3 separate regions of the Mus musculus genome follow, and regions 2 and 3 are each linked to region 1. Evidence: chromatin loops called from intact Hi-C (ENCODE). Cell type or tissue: heart. All regions are shown on one strand.

Region 1 (2,500 bases):
CAAGTTTAAACTACATTGGTGGGTACATCAGAGAGGCAGATGCAATGAGATGGAGGAGATTTTTTTTTAGGCCCAAGATGCAATCTGACTACACTCTTGGCTTCTAGGTTCATGGAAGCTAGTGGTCAGCTAAGTTAATAGCTTCCTTTTAAAAATATTTTTGAGGGGCTGGAGAGATGGCTCAGAGGTTAAGAGCACGGACTGAGCTTCTAAAGGTCCTGAGTTCAAATCCCAGCAACCACATGGTGGCTCACAACCATCCGTAATGAGATCTGACGCCCTCTTCTGGTGCATCTGAAGACAACTACAGTGTACTTACATATAATAAATAAATCTTTTAAAAATATTTTTGAGACAAGATCTCTCTATGCTACACTGGAACTCACTGTGTAGATCTGGCTAGCCTCTAACTCACAGAGACTCACTTGCATCTTCCTCCTAAGAAATGGAATTAAAGGTCAGGGTGTCTCTCCCCCCAACCCCCACCCCCGCCCCATGTCCGGCAAGTTAATAGTTTCTAAAACGTTTTTATCTGTTAGTCACAAGATGTTGGTTCTGCCACAGAAGTGGGCCTGGGAGAGCTGTTCCAGAGGGCTAGAACTAGCCCAAGTAAGTCAATTGGCCTCTGAACCTGCAACATTGTAATCTTTCCACAGTCCTGATTATTCCAATCGGTTTCTGTAGATACAGCTTCTCCCAATATCACCTTGGGACTTGTGTTAGACTTTTACATTATCAAATGTGCCCTTTAAAAACCATACATTGGGGGCTGAAAGATATGGCTCAGTGGTACTTGTTGCTTGTCCAGAGGACCCAAGTTTGATTCCCATCACCTCCATGGTGGTTCACAACCATCTAACTTGTAGGGCATCTGACAACCTCTGTGGACCTGTAGATACCACATGTACAGACACACATGCAAGCAAAAACACTGATCCACATTTTAAAAAGTAAAAGTAAATGTTAGAATTCTGTCTAAGCTTCACCACAGTTACCTGGCAACAGACAGGTATGCTCCTCCCCACAATTACTTGACAATAGCAAGCATGATAGATCTGATATATCTGTACTCCCAGGTTCCTTTTCCTGAAGAAAGTGCGCATATGCCCACTTAGCGCCACCTCGTGGTCAGATCTGGAAATGCATCTAGCGCGGGCTCCACCTCCCATAATTCTTACTCCCTTTCCAGGTCTCTTCTCATCACACTTCTCACGAACGCATAACATCTAAAATCTATTCATTGGTTTTGCAATATACTCTGCCGTGAAACGCGGTGATGTTGAACCGCCAAATGCTGCAGATAATCGGCAGCAGGCGCAGAAGGGAACCGGTGGGATGGCCAAGGGTACCCTGGGCTTGGGTGGCAGAGCACTCCTCTTTGCAGAGCCTTACTGATAGATACAAGCCCATCACATTCGAAAGAAGCAAGCCCTCTGGGTCCAATAGCGAAACCCCCCCACCCCTAACTTGTGGGCCCCTGGGAGTTGTAGGCTGGTGGCTCCACAGCCCTCTGGGAGTCGTAGTCCTTTTGTCAGTCTATGATTTCCTGGGCTTCCCAGCCAACTTGCAACGAGTTCTGCCCAAGTGATTGCCTGGTTCCTCCTAGTGTAGTCTACCCTGTCAGAATTGAAGGCTTCCTTCCCTTCCCCTTCCCCTTCCCCTTCCCCTTCCCCTTCCCCATCCCCTTCCCCTTCCCCTTCCCCTTCCCCTTTCCCTGGATCTAATGAAGATCAGGCTATCCGTGAGCTATATGACAGAGGCTAGCCTTGAACTCCTTAAGACATACACTACAGTGCCTGGGTCTGGTCTCGGCCTTCTCTCCCAGCATTCTGGTAAGCTCCCTATGAGCAATGACAGCCCATTCTGTCTCCTACCCTGGACCTGACCTAAACAGCTTGCTCCTCAGCTGACTTGTTTCGATCAGTGTAGCCCATGTTGATTTCTGTCTCTCCAACCTGGGAGGGTGCATGAAATTACACCCTTCTCTGTCCTGGCTACAACCCCATGGGGGTGAAGCTGGGCTTAGGGGTATTCAAGTAGCTGTAAGAGCCTGGCTTATGGGCCAGAACTATCCTAGGGTTCACAAAAACACTCTCCAGAGCCATGAATGCCTTATTATGTCCAAAGGAAACTCCCATTTCCTTTCCAGAAACCAACTCCTTAGTCTTTCCCTCCTCACACACCTCCTGCCTCCTCTCAACTGGCCCAGCTGTCGTGAGTGCAAATGTATTTGAATCTGCTCCTCCATCTCCCTCACCCAGTTTCTTCTTCCAGATTTTGAGTGAGTCCCCTCTGCTTTATTTCTAGAGACCCAGACTCTCCTGGTCTCCTTTACAGCATCTGCCAGGTTCTGAGTCACGTTGCACCACTGTTTCTGTCCTTGTTGCTCTCTGCTCTATTCACACTCACACCGAAGAATCCTGTTACAGTATAGGTCAGGGATGGACACTTGGCAGGAGCCTGGCCGAGCGAGCATGGAGCCCTAAGTGCAGTTCATGTC
Region 2 (2,500 bases), 50 kb before region 1:
GGTTGAAGAAATGGTTCAGTAGTTACAAGCAGTGGTTGCTCTTGCAAAGAACTAGAGTATCAATTCCCAGCACCTACATACTAGCTAACAAACACCTTTAATTCCAGTTACAGGGGATCTGATGCTCTCTTCTGACCTCAGTGGGTACCAGACACACAGGTGATGCACGCACATACAAAAGAAACACATATACACGTGAAATAAATAATTGATAAATTAAACAAAATTATTTTAAAATAGAGTAAATAAATCAAGCAGAGGAGCGTGAGATACAGAGTGACATAACTGGCTGGAGTTCACATGATCAGCAGGCAGCCTGCTCAGGCTTAACACTTGGCAGTTGGACTGCAAAGTCAGGTTGTCAATTCCAGGCCCTAGAGAAACACTGTCCTGGTACTTCACTAAATTAAGAGCCCAGCTGTTCCCTTGGCACTGGACACTCAGAGTTGTTTTGGTGGACCACTTACTGTCACTTGAGATTCTTTTTCTCCTCCTCTTCCCCCTCCCCCTTCCCCCTCCTCCCCCTCCCCCCTCCTCTCCCTCTCCCTCCCCCTCCTCCCCCTCCTCTAGGGACTGGGGTGCATAATTTACACATCAAAACAGATCTGGCCTCCAGGTTCTCCCAGCATCCCTCAGTCCCTACTTGGCACACCCTGCCCTCAATCCTGAACTTTCCAGCCCCAGGCTGGGCTGCTCATATCTCAGAGGCTCCACCCTATATAATCTGGACATTTTGGTCTCTCCTCCTCCTCTTCTTCTTCCTCCTCCTCCTCTTCCTCCTCCTCCTCTTCTTTCTCCTCCCCCTCCTCCCCCTCCTTCCCCTCCCCCTCCCCCTCCCCCTCCTCCTCCTCCTCCTCCTCCTCCTCCTCCTCCTCCTCCTCCTCCTTCTTCTTCTTCTTCGTTTTTCGAGACAGAAACTATTCTTCTTTTAGGTATCCTTTAGTCCTGAATCCCTTGCCTCTCTCTTCCATTCACAGCTACTCTCCATTTTGTGTAAGAACATCCCGAATGAATTCGTTCTAGGTAAGTGTATTGCAGGTAAATCCTAGAAGTGTGCAGGTGAAGTGCCTGTGGAGAACAGAGGAGGGCGCCAGACCCCTTGGGCTGCATGGAAGGCAATTACAAATGCCCAATGTAGTCTGGAAACCGAACTTGGGACGCATGGAAAAGCAGCCAATGCTCATGATGGCTGAGCCATCTCTCCAGGCTGTATTTTCTGTTTCTTTTTACTTTCTGAAATAAACTCTCATTTTTTAACTCCCAATCTTTCTAATTCTTTTTACAAGAAATGTGAGGGTTTAATTTTTTTATTAATTTGTTTTACATCACATACTTAATATAATTTTATATTAATTTTTAATGGATTTAAAAATGACATCTAGGAAGCCGGGCGTGGTGGCGCACGCCTTTAATCCCAGCACTCGGGAGGCAGAGGCAGGTGGATCTCTTGAGTTCCGAGTTTGAGGCCAGCCTGGTCTACAAAGTGAGTTCCAGGACAGCCAGGGCAATACAGAGAAACCCTATCTCGAAAAAAAAAACCAAAAAAAAAAAAAAAAATGACATCTAGGGCTGGAGAGATGGCTCAGTGGTTAAGAGCACCGGCTGCTCTTTTGAAGGTCATGAGTTCAAATCCCAGCAACCACATGGTGGCTCACAACCATCCGTAATGAGATCTGATGCCTTCTTCTGGTGCATCTGAAGACAGCTACAGTGTACTTAGATATAATAATAAATAAATCTTTTTTAAAAAATGACATATATTTATCATATGCCTATTCTCTGCACACACATGATGCTACTTGCATGTGGAGGTCAGAGAAAAACCTTTTTGGGTCAGCCTAGGGCATCAGGATGGGTGCCAAGTGCCTTTACTACTGAACAACCTCACCAGCCCCTGCTGTAGTGGTTTTGATTCAAAAAGCCTTGGAATATTTACAAGTGTAATTTTCAGAATGGATACTATACACATTTAAAAAAAAGAAAGAAAGAAACAGCATGAAACTCATTCTGTGTAAAACCTACTTCTCTTGTGTTGCTTCTTTGTTTTGATCTCTTCAGCAAACGTGCAAATGTGACTCAAAGCCAGCCGGTCCTCCACACTTTTCATAAAGAAAACAGCAGGGTACAAATGATCTGACTGGGGAAATGGGAAAAGCAGGCCCTCCAGTTAGGGACAGGGAGGGAGGTAAATACTGAAGGAGCATAAAATAATGGTCAGGATGTGTGAAAAAGTCATAAGGAGTCATAGTATAAACTATCTACCTAAAAAACTCTATGATACATGTCTTTGTATAGGTGTGTGTGTGTGTGTGTGTGTGTGTGTGTGTGTGTGTGTGTGTGTGGTTTAAATGAAATGTTTTCATCTAGGCTGAAAATACCACCTCCAAGAGCAAAAGACTGTCCAACAAACCCCAATACTAGGCATGATAGGCCCTCTTTTGAGTTGTGGTTAGGGTTGTCTAAGAAACTTCCAAAAAACATCACAGGCTATTGCATCACT
Region 3 (2,500 bases), 95 kb before region 1:
CTTATCACAGTAATAATAATAAAAAAAAAAGCAAGCCAGCCACCAATCCATGTTTCTAACTGCATATTCTGAGCGCAAGGGAGTGAAGCCAGTCTCGGTGACCATCAACAGATGAGGATGTGTATACACACAGCAGAGTTATATTCAGTAGTAAGGAAAGCTAAAATTATGAAAATTCAGGGAAAGGGATGGGTCTGGAAAGTATTGTAATAAATGAGGCGATCCAAGCTTAGAAAGACAAAAATCACACGTTCTCTTGTCATGTTCAGACTCTCACTTTCAGTGTTTGTGTGAGAGTAGGTACAGATCGGAAGTCCAGTCAGGAGCTCCTGAGAGGAGAACGAGAAGATCTGAGGAGAATGTGAGCAAAAGGACACATACGCCATGAGCCTGGAAAAGGAGCAGACCGGGGAGGGCACGCGGAAGGGGAAGGGGAGGAGGACACATGGAAGGGGAAGGGGAGGAGGATACGAGGAAGGGGAAGGGGGGGTACGGAGAAGGGGATGGGGAAGACACCGGCAGGGAGTAGAAAACCAACAAAAACATTTATTTGAGAAACATTATAATGAAACTTAATACTTTTTATGCCGATGAAAGATACACAAGCAGATAGGGGGTCACTGAGATGATTCAGCAGGTGATCTTGCTTCCTGGTGACCTGAGCCTGATCCCTGGACTTCCAGGGTGGAAGGAAAGAACCATCTTCTGTCCTCTGACCTTCACAAGAGTGCCTTGGCATGAGTGTGTGAACACACACACACACACACACACACACACACACTCATACACACACACACTCAAACACACACACTCACACACACACACACTCATACACACACACACTCAAACACACACACACTCACTCACACACATACACACACTTACACACACACTCAAACACACACACACTCACTCACACACATACACTCACACACACCCACACACACGTAAAGAAATTAAAATCAAATAAATGAAAAAAATTAAACTGCTGAATTTCCAACTTGATGTGCCTTTGAGGACATTGCATTTTCATGAGCTGAGTACATTTTAAAAATTTGTGTTTTCCACATCATTATAGCATGTTATTGCCATGATTTCAAAGTGAACGTTTATTATTGTAGCTACTCTCCCCCTCCTTCCCTTCTTCCCTCTCTCCATTCCTCTCTGTCTGACTGTTTGTCTGTCTGTCTGTCAGTTCGTCTCTCTTTTCTCTTTCTTCCTTTCTTTGCAGCTAGAAGACAGTCTTTATTCAGTTGCACAGACCTGTGGTCATTAGAATGGTGAGCACGCTGCGCTCTGCTTATTCTCCTGTAGGTGGCAGTATAATGTTCGATCACATAAAAGGCTCTGGAATGTTACAAAGAATTGATTTGTCAGGAGAGTAGCTTAGCTTTATTTTGTTTAAGGCTTACACAATACAACACTCCCCATATTTCATTAAAGATGTTTATTAATGTGTTGGTTGTTAATATTGATAAAGTTCTGAATGATATTTCTTTTTGATTCCTTTCTTTTTCTTTTTCTTTTTTCTTTTTTTTTTTTTTTTGGACTTGCTTTTTTTTTTGTTTTGTTTTTGTTTTTTAAGACACAGTTTTACTATGTAAGTTTGGCTGACCTAGAAGTCAGTATGTAGACTACGTTGGCCTGAAACTCACAGATATCCACCTTCCTCTGACTCTCAATTGCTGGAATTAAAGGTGTGCACCATCACACATAATTCAAATGACTTGTTGGTAATTTAAAAAAAATTGTGTATGGTTGGTTATTTATGGGAAAATGGAAGCATTGTATCTCTTCATCCATGCTTTAGGGTATACCTCGGAGAGATGACGACTGTTGGGGTCCAGTGATCTCCTCACAAACCACAGGAGCACCATGGGTCTCCGTCAGCCAGGGAGAGTTTATTGAGCACACACTCCAGAAACTGAACCATGACCCTGAGTTAAAATTCGACAGGGTTTTAAGCCCAGAGTCCACAAACATCTGTGCCAAGTTATTTTACCAATCGTGATTTAGGGGTAGGGGATTTCCTTAGGAACATGTTTTTCTTGTACACTTATCCTGCTCCCATTGGTTGGGGTAGTCAACTATGGCAGGAGACTTGTGTTGTATAATATTTATGTCCCAACTCGTCTATCAGAATGGGACTGGTCTAACATCCACGTCCCAACTTGCCAGCCAGGATGTCAGTTATCCACATACATGTCTTTTTGTGCAGAGTAGGATGTCAGTTTCCAGGAAGGTCTTACAAACTTAAACTTTGCTAGACCATTACTCAAAATTGAAGTCTTATCCCAAGTAGTTTTCTATATTGGTGCAGGTGTCTCTAATGATGGGGTCCATCCCAGGGGCAGCTTTTCTTATACACAGGTGCAGGAAGTGCTGCTGGGTGGTTGGTTCAGGTCCAAGCTTATTGTGGGCAACTATACAAAGCCGTTCTACTGACTTCTATCATGACTGGTTTCCAAGAACACAGAACATAACAGACTATGTAATCAAT

What was found. Peaks named below come from ENCODE experiments on the same cell type or tissue, not always from the same donor. Only the 100,000 strongest peaks of a DNase experiment are listed, where the experiment ranks them.
Region 2: it touches region 1 in a loop (8-fold over the local background); 14 of 42 quality-filtered maps call a loop at or near these places.
Region 3: it touches region 1 in a loop (8-fold over the local background); 23 of 42 quality-filtered maps call a loop at or near these places.

Annotation. Positions count from the first base shown.
Region 1 is chr7:43,282,005-43,284,504 of GRCm38, reverse strand. No RefSeq gene overlaps it. Among named protein-coding and RNA genes, the nearest start is that of Gm35588, 30 kb to the right of the region's middle. In heart, no CTCF peak of the experiment used is centred here; DNase peaks (open chromatin) are centred at 1,134 and 1,444; H3K4me3 peaks cover 498 bases.
Region 2 is chr7:43,331,991-43,334,490 of GRCm38, reverse strand. No RefSeq gene overlaps it. Among named protein-coding and RNA genes, the nearest start is that of Siglecf, 18 kb to the left of the region's middle. In heart, a CTCF peak has its summit at 1,085 (motif pointing right); no DNase peak of the experiment used is centred here.
Region 3 is chr7:43,377,229-43,379,728 of GRCm38, reverse strand. No RefSeq gene overlaps it. Among named protein-coding and RNA genes, the nearest start is that of Siglecf, 27 kb to the right of the region's middle. In heart, a CTCF peak has its summit at 1,312 (motif pointing right); no DNase peak of the experiment used is centred here.